Linked DNA regions of Homo sapiens: region 2 is linked to region 1. A link is a contact called in ENCODE Hi-C or POLR2A ChIA-PET data. All regions are on one chromosome and are shown on one strand. The core of a region is the stretch at or near the end of the contact, and the rest is flanking DNA. Distances in the headings are between cores, read along the strand shown.

Evidence for each region. A loop is a pair of places that touch in the nucleus more often than their neighbours do. ChIA-PET counts read pairs that join two places held with the same protein, here RNA polymerase II (POLR2A).
Region 2: a map of heart right ventricle shows a loop between it and region 1 (4-fold over the local background). The contact joins two enhancer-like sites. A Hi-C loop is called at or near these places in 1 of 168 maps with a recorded cell type or tissue (heart right ventricle). POLR2A ChIA-PET finds 5 or more read pairs at or near these places in 2 of 52 experiments (H1 and activated T-cell).

The regions. Positions count from the first base shown.
Region 1 is chr15:39,885,877-39,889,972 of GRCh38, reverse strand. All of the region lies in intron 1 of GPR176 (G protein-coupled receptor 176), which reads left to right. Among named protein-coding and RNA genes, the nearest start is that of GPR176, 32 kb to the left of the region's middle. RefSeq lists enhancers at 2,245-2,775, 3,308-3,839, 3,840-4,096. Within about 2 kb of position 1,977, at least 2 of the 41 ENCODE cell types and tissues checked have a DNase peak (open chromatin) inside an H3K27ac peak, as active enhancers do.
Region 2 is chr15:40,188,896-40,192,991 of GRCh38, reverse strand. The region is part of intron 8 of BUB1B (BUB1 mitotic checkpoint serine/threonine kinase B); the gene reads right to left. All of the region lies in intron 1 of LOC107984763 (a long non-coding RNA gene), which reads left to right. Among named protein-coding and RNA genes, the nearest start is that of BUB1B-PAK6, 26 kb to the left of the region's middle. RefSeq lists a silencer at 2,118-2,318. Within about 2 kb of position 2,216, at least 2 of the 41 ENCODE cell types and tissues checked have a DNase peak (open chromatin) inside an H3K27ac peak, as active enhancers do.

The DNA of each region.
Region 1 (4,096 bases), core at 728-3,227:
TATGGACATAGGCTCTAAAACACCTCTGCAATAGGCCTTGGGTAGATGGAGAATTGAGGGGATGTGCCTTAGATCTGGCGCTTAGAGAGGCTATGGAGATGCTGAGACTAGCTTTTCTCTGTGTTTTCTTTTGTGCATACATTCATTCTACAAATATTTACTAAGCACCTGCCATGTGCCAAGCATTGCTCTAGGTACTAGGGATATAGTAGGGAACCAAACAAAGTCCTTACCTCCAAGGAGTTTGCGTCCCAGTGAAGGTATTCACAAACTTGCAATTTCACCTCCTTGGGACCCTAGCGTTCTCATATTTGGGACAGTTAGAGTCAAGGTCCCATAACACTTTAATGTTTTGTTTTGTTTTATTTTATTTTATTTTATTTTATTTTATTTTATTTTATTTTATTTTATTTTATTTTATTTTTGAGATGGAATTTTGCTGTTATTGCCCAGGCTGGAGTGCAATGGCACAATCTCAGCTCACTGCAACCTCCACCTCCTGGGTTCAAGTGATTCTCCTGCCTCATTCCCCCAAGTAGCTGGGATTACAGGTGTGCGCCACCATGCCTGGCTATTTTTATATTTTTAGTAGAGATGAAGTTTCTCCATGTTAGTCAGGCTGGTCTCGAATTTCCAACCTCAGGTGATCCACCCACCTCAGCCTCCCAAAGTGTTGGGATTACAGGCGTAAACCACTGTGGCCGGCCAATACTTTAATTTATTAAATGAAGGAAATAGCATGGGCCTATTTTAGTTTTCCTAGTTGTAAAGCAGGGATTATGGAGGAGGAGGTAGAATTGCTCTCTGAATTGTCTCCATCTTGGAGTCACAGAGATCTAAACCTTGCAATGTCAGGAGCACTGGCTTATCTTACATGGGAAACTCATGGTAGATAAAGCTTAGTTAGAAAGTTTGTTGTGTAGATTCTCTGATGCCCTCTCCAGGCTGATAAGGTTCTAACGTAATCTCTGGTGATCAGCCTTTGTCCTTCCTGGATTCCTTTTTAAATAGCTGGTGCCTCAAGGGGGAAAATTGGAGAGCAGGGATGATAAGAGTCTTGCTGGGAGTTCCAGTCCCCTAACTAACCCAGAGGAGGTGACTGTTTATCGCAAACAATTACCTGTCTCATTAAAAGTTATCACAGCTAGAAGCTTATGGAGTGGATAAGCTTCTGGAAATGGAAATTGTGTCTAAGAATCGGGAAGGTTCATATCCTCAAGATGGGTAGGAAAGGGATTGATGAGGCTACTCTGATGGTAGAACTCTGGAGAGAAAGATGATTTACACATTGTAGGGGAAGAAAAAAAATGTTCTCTTTACCTTTCTGAATTCTGGGCTGGGACCCTTGTAACAAAAGGTAGATTAAGAGGAGAAGAATAAGCTGGGCAAGGTGGCTCAAACATGTAATCCCAGCACTTTGGAAGTCCAAGGCAGGAGGATCAGTTGAGGCCAGGAGTTTGAGGTTATGGTGAGTTATGATCACAGCATGGCACTACAGCTTGGGCAACAGAGCAAGAGTCTTAGCCAAGTGTGATGGCCTGTGCCTGTAGTCCTAGCTGCTTGGGGGACTGAGGTGAGAGGATTGCTTGAGCCCAGGAGTTTAAGGATACAGAGAGCTATGATCATGTCGCTACACTCCAGCCTGAGCAACAGGGTGAGACCTTGTCTCCAAACAAACAAACAAAAAAAACAAATAAAAAGCAGATTCCCTTCACCCCCCAAAAAAACCAACAAGAGAAAAGCAAGAAGTTAACACATATGTGTTATATGTATATGGGAGATACCAGAGAAGTGAATAGATCTCAAAGAGGTGGCTTAGTACTCTGGCTTTACAGCATTTTCAACAAAGAACAGTAAATATTTAGATAAATGACTGCAGAAAGGGAAAGGACCTTGAGTCTCTAGGCGTGGCAAACTGTGGGAAGACAAATAAAATACATGGGAAACTCCTGGTAGATAAAGCTAAGTTAGAAAGTTTGTTGTGTAGATTCATTCCTCTGGTGCCCTCTCCAGGCTGGTGATCAGCCTTTGTCCTTCCTAGACTCCTTTGCAGATAGGAGGATGGCAGAGAGCTTCTTTTATATCTGCATCTTCCCAGTTGCCTTCAACTCCAAATAATCCTTATGCCAAAGTGGCATATTTTGGGATGGCATATTCAGCTACCCTTCAACATACTCCTCTGGAAGAGGATTTAGGATTCTCAGTAAAGAACTTTGAATCTTTCCGCTTGAAAATCATTGTGCCAGGCTTACTAATAGGTGGTATGATTTGAGCGGGTGAGATTTTCTTCTAGGAAAATAAGTCCTCAGGAAATTCCAGAAGCTTTAGACAAGTAAAAGCAGAAAGGAGACAAGCTTTTTTTTTTTTTTTTTTAAATTTAAATTAACTGTTGGATGCTGCATAAATCCTGGTCAGGTTTGCATGATTCTGCAGAGCCTCTGCCTTTGCTGTTTTTCACCTGTTGGATGAATGATTCATTTGCCCCTGCTGTTTCTCACCTGTTGGATGAATGATGCTGCTGTTTTACACAGCGGCATTCCAGCAAATGTGGGTGGTGGGCCATTCACCTCTTTGTGTTGATCTGGAAATATGCATTGTTCCATTTATGCCTGAGCCACCTCAGTCTTCCTCATTAGCAAGGACTTACATATGCACTATGCTGGCTTGGAATTTAATTCTTGACTGTGCTGTTTTTAACCAAATAAGGAAAACCCTGGCCTTTTTCTGCTTCTAGGACCCAGCCACTTTTGAGTTGCCAGTGTGTTTCCAAGTATGGATTTTGGATTACCTGCATCAGAACCACTTCCTGTGCTTGTTAAAAATATTCATTTCTGGGATGCACTCCCAATCTACTGAACCACAGCCTCTGGAGTGAGGCTTAGGAATTTGCATTTTTAATATGTTTCTCAGGTAATTCATAGGTACATCAAAGTTTGAGAATCACTGGTTTAGACTCATAGAATATTAGAGAGGAAATAACCTCGTGTTCCCTTGGGGTCCCAACGTATGGCCCATTGGAACAAATGCAGACTGCTTGATGCTGGAGTTAAGCCTGGGAAAGGTTGGTAGCATACTTTTTCCATTTAAATTAGGAATTAGGATACCCACACAATCTGGTAGGTCAGTAAGGACAAAGCCCCCTCTTAAGGATCACTATTATGTGACACCTTGCTATTAGCAGGCCCAGGTCTGTCATTACAGTTGAAGGTGAACATAATTAATTACAGGCATTTCATTTTCAGCTGTTACAGTTTAATTCTCCTAATGTTATATTATGGAACCGGAACATTTGCATAATAATTTACAAAGGAGATCAGTGTGAGTAAGCACTTTTTGTGCCTTTGACTCAAGCTTTGTCACTCTAATTAGTATTCGTGTGCCAAGTGTGGATTCTCTCAACTCATTAAAATTTTTGAGATCATTCAGGCTTCACACTTAGATGTTTCAGACCATTTGGCCCACCGTTGAGGGAAAAACAACACAGATATCTTAACTTGGTCCAATGCTGTAATTTTATAGATGTGAAAATCAAGATGGGGGTGGGGGATGAAGTGACTTGTGCAAGCATGTCAGGGCTGGAACAAGTCCCCAGGTTGTGCTGCTTCTAGGTGGGTGTTCTTTCCTTCTTACTGCTGACACTCAGCAGGAGGGAAGTATACCTGTAAAATTCTCTGCTGAGTCTTACAGTTCCTGGTAGGCAAAGTCTAATATTCCCATTTCTTTCTTTCTTTTTTTTTTTGAGACAGAATTTCACTCTTGTTGCTCAGGCTGGAGTGCAATGGCACGATCTGGGCTCACCGCAACCTCCTACTCCCGGGTTCAAGTGATTCTCCTGCCCCAGCCTCCCGAGTAGCTGGGATTACAGGCGCCCGCCACCATGCCTGGCTAATTTTGTATTTTTATTAGAGACGAGGTTTCTCCATGTTGGTGAGTCTCATCTCAAACTCCCGACCTCAGGTGATCCACCCACCTTGGCCTCCCAAAATGTTGGGATTACAGGCATGAGCCACTGTGCCTGGCCTAATATTCCCATTTCTAAAGATGCATTGTTTAGTGTTCCCTTGTGAAAGCAGGGAAATTGCATTGAATTGTCTAT
Region 2 (4,096 bases), core at 967-3,466, 300 kb before region 1:
GTAGTCCCAGCTACTAGGGAGGATGAGGTGGGAGGATCACTTGAGTCCAGGAGTCAGGACTGCAGTGAGCCAGGATCATGCTACTGTACTCCAGCGTAGGTGAAAGAACAAGACTATTTAAAACAAACAAACCTGCACATGAATGTCTACCGCAACCTTATTCATAATTGCTAAAACTTGTAAGTCACCAAAATGACCTCCTGTGGGCGAATGGATAAACAAATCGTGGCACATCTATACAATGGAATATCATTCAGCACTATAAATGAGGTATTGTGTCAGAAGAAGATGCAGAGGAACCTTATTGTTAAGTGGAAGGAGCCAGATTGAAAAGGCTACATATACTATGATTCCAGCTACATGATTTTCTGGAAAGGGCAGAACTATAAAGACAATGAAAAGATCAATAGTTACAGGGGATTTGGGGAGAGAGAGAAAGGGATGAACAAATGGAGCAAAGGGGATTTCTGGGACAATGAAACAATTCTGAATGACACCGTAATGATGGATAGATAATATTATGTATTTGTTAAAACACACAGAACTGTAAAACACATTAGAGTGAATCCTAATGTAAACAAAGAACTTTAACCAATAATAATGTATCAATATTGGTTCATCAATTATAACAAATGTACCACACTCATGCATGATGTTAGTAATAGGAAAAACTGTGTACAGGGTTGAGGGGTGGGGATGGAGTATGTGGGAACTCTCTGTACTTTCTACTCCATTTTTCTGCAAAGCTAACACTGCCCTAAAAAATAAAGTCTATTAATTAAAGAAAAAGAAGTGCAAAACTTGTATTCTGAAACCTACAAAACACTGAAAGAATTCAAAGACATACATAACTGGAAAGACATCCTATGTTCATGGACCAGAAGACTTAATATTTTTAAGATGTCAATATCATTAAATTAACCTACAGATTCAACAGAATCACTATCAAAATTCCAGCTGGCTTTTCTGCAGAAATTGACAGGCTAATCTTAAAATGTATAAGGAATTACAAGAGAATCAGAATAGTCAAAACAATCTTTAAAAAGAGGAACAAAGTTGGATTCATCCTTCTCAATTTCAAAAGTTACTACAAATCTGCAGTAATCGAGATCGTGTAGGGGAAAAAAAAAAGACTGTGTGGTATTGACATAAGGATAGACAAAAAGATCAATGGAATAGAATTAAGAGTCTAGAAATAAATTCATACATTTTGGTCAACTGATATTTCAACAAGAGTGCCAAGACCATTCAATAGCAAAAGAGTAGTCTTCAACAAGTGGTGCTGGGACCACTGGATATCCACATGAAGAAAAATGAATTTGGACTCCTTCCTTATACCATACACAAAAATTAGCTAAGAATGGATCACAGACCTAAATATAAGAGCTAAAACTATAAAACTCCTAGAAGAAAATGTATAAAAGCAAATCTTCATGACTTTGGATTAGTCAGAGCCTTCTTAGATATGACAGTGAAAGCTCAGGGACAAAATTTTAAAAAACAGATAAATTGCATTTCATCAAAATTTTAAATAACTTTTGGTCTTCAAAAGAGATCATTGAGAAAATAAAATGACAACCCAGAATGGGAGAAAATATTTGCAAATCATGTATCCGAAAAGAAGTTGTATCTAGAATACATAAAAGACTCTTAAACTCAACAATAAAAAACCAAATAGAGTAGTTTCCCCTTACTCATGGTTTCATTTTCAGCAGTTTCAGTTATCTATGGTCAATGGTGGTCCAAAAATATTAAGTGAAAAATTCCAGAAATAATTCATCAGTTTTAAATTACAAGTCATTCTGGCCAGGCGCAGTGGCTCATGCCTGTAATCCCAGCATTTTGGGATGCTGAGTCGGGTGGATCACTTGAGCCCAAGAGTTCGAGACCAGCCTGGGCAATATGGCGAAACCCCGTCTCTACTAAAAACACAAAAATTACCTGGGTGTGATGGCACAAGCCTGTAATCTCAGCTACTTGGGAGGCTGAGGTACAAGAATCGGTTGAACCCGGGAAGCTGAGGTTGCAGTGAGCCACGATGGCACTACTGCACTCCAGAATGGGCAACAGAGTGAGACTCGGTCTCAAAAAAAAAAAAAAAAATTACAAGGCGTTCTGACTATCCTGATGAAATCCCATATATTCCCATTTTGTTCCACCTAGGATGTGAATCATCCTTTTGTTCAGCATCCACATATTAGTCACTTAGCAGCTGACTCGTATCAGATCAGCTGTCCCAGCATTGCAGTTCTTGTGTTCAAGTAACCCTTATTATACTTAATAATGGCCCCAAAGCACAAGAGTAGCGATGCTGATGATTTGGATATGCCAAAGGTGAAAGTTCTTAACTTTTATTTTATTGTTTTATTTTATTTTTAGAGACAGGATCTGAATCTGTTGCCTAGGGTGGAGTACAGTGGCGTGACCCTGGCTCACTGCAGCCGTAGACTCCTGGGCACAAACAATCCTCCCACCTCATCCTCCATAGTAACGGAAACCATAGGCATGTGCCACTATGCCCAGCCAGTGTATTTTTATTTTTAGTAGAGATGGGGTCTCACTATATTGCTCAGGCTGGTCTTGAACTCCTGGTCTCAAGCAATCCTCCTGCCCCAGCCTCCCAGAGCCAAAGTGCTGAGATTAAAGGCATCAGCCACCATGCCCAGCCTCAACTTTCACTAAAAAAAATAAAATAAAAATAAAAAATAAATCACATGCTGAAGTTGATAAGATTTACAGTAAGAATGAATCTTCTATCAGTGAAATTGTGAAGAAGGAAAAAAAGTTAGTTTTGCTGTCATACCTCAAACTGCAAAAGTTATGGCCACAGTGCATGTATAAGATAAAACATAGTATATAAATGGTTTGGTACTATCAAGTTTCGGGCATCCACTGGAGTCTTGGAACGTATCCCCTACAGATAAGGAGGGACTACTGTAATCCAAAGGAAAAATAGGCCAAGGATTTAAACAGTCATTTCTCCAAAGAAGATATACAAAAGGCCAATAAACCTATGAAAATAGGCTCAACATCATTAGTCACCAGGAAAATGCAAATCAAAACCAGCGAAATACCACTTCACATCTCTGTTAGAATGACAATAACCAAAAAAGCATAATAACAAGTGTTGGGAAGGAATTGGAGTACTCGTACATTAGGGGAATGTGAGAAGGTAAAATGGTACAGCTTTTTTGGAAAACAATTTGACAGTTCCTCAAAATATTAAACATGGAGTTAATCACACGATCCAGCAATTCCTCTCCTAGGTATACAGCCAAGAAAAACGAAAACACATGTCCACACAAAAATGTATACACGGTATTCACAGCAGCATTATCCATAATAGCCAAAAAATGAAAACAATTAAAATTTGTATCAACTGATGAATGGTTAAATAAAATGTTGTGAAGCCACACAACGGAATACTACTTGGCAATAAAAAATAATGAAGTACTGATACATGTCACAACGTGGATGAACCTTGAAAACACTACCCTAAGTGAAAGAAACCAGTTAGAAAAGACCATACACTGCCTGGACGCAGTGGCTCACGCCTATAATCCCAGCGGTCTGGGAAGCCGAGGTGGGCGGACCACTTGAGGTCAGGAGTTTGAGACCAGCCTGGCCAACGTGGTGAAAGCCTGTCTTTACTGAAAATACAAAAGTTAGCCAGGAGTGGTGGCACATGCCTGTAGTCCCAGATACTCAGAAGGCTGAGACAGGAGAAATGCTTGAACTGGAGAGGCGAAGGTTGCAGTGAGCAGAGATTGCACCAATGTACTCCAGCCTGGGCGACAGAGCAAGACTCTGTCTAAAACACAAAAAACAAACAAACAAAAAAAAACAAAGACCACATATTATATTATTTACACGAGATGTCTAGAATTGGTAAATTATCTATAGAGAAAAAAACAGTTGGTTGCTAGGGTGGGGATTGGGGTAATGGTGGGGAATCGAGTCTTACAGGTATGGGTACAAGGTTCTTTCTGGAGTGATAAAAATGCTCTAAAATTGATTGTGGTAAGGGTTGCACAACTCTGTGAACATACTAAAAGCCACGGAATTATATTTCGATGAAGTTTAGAAAAAAAAAGAA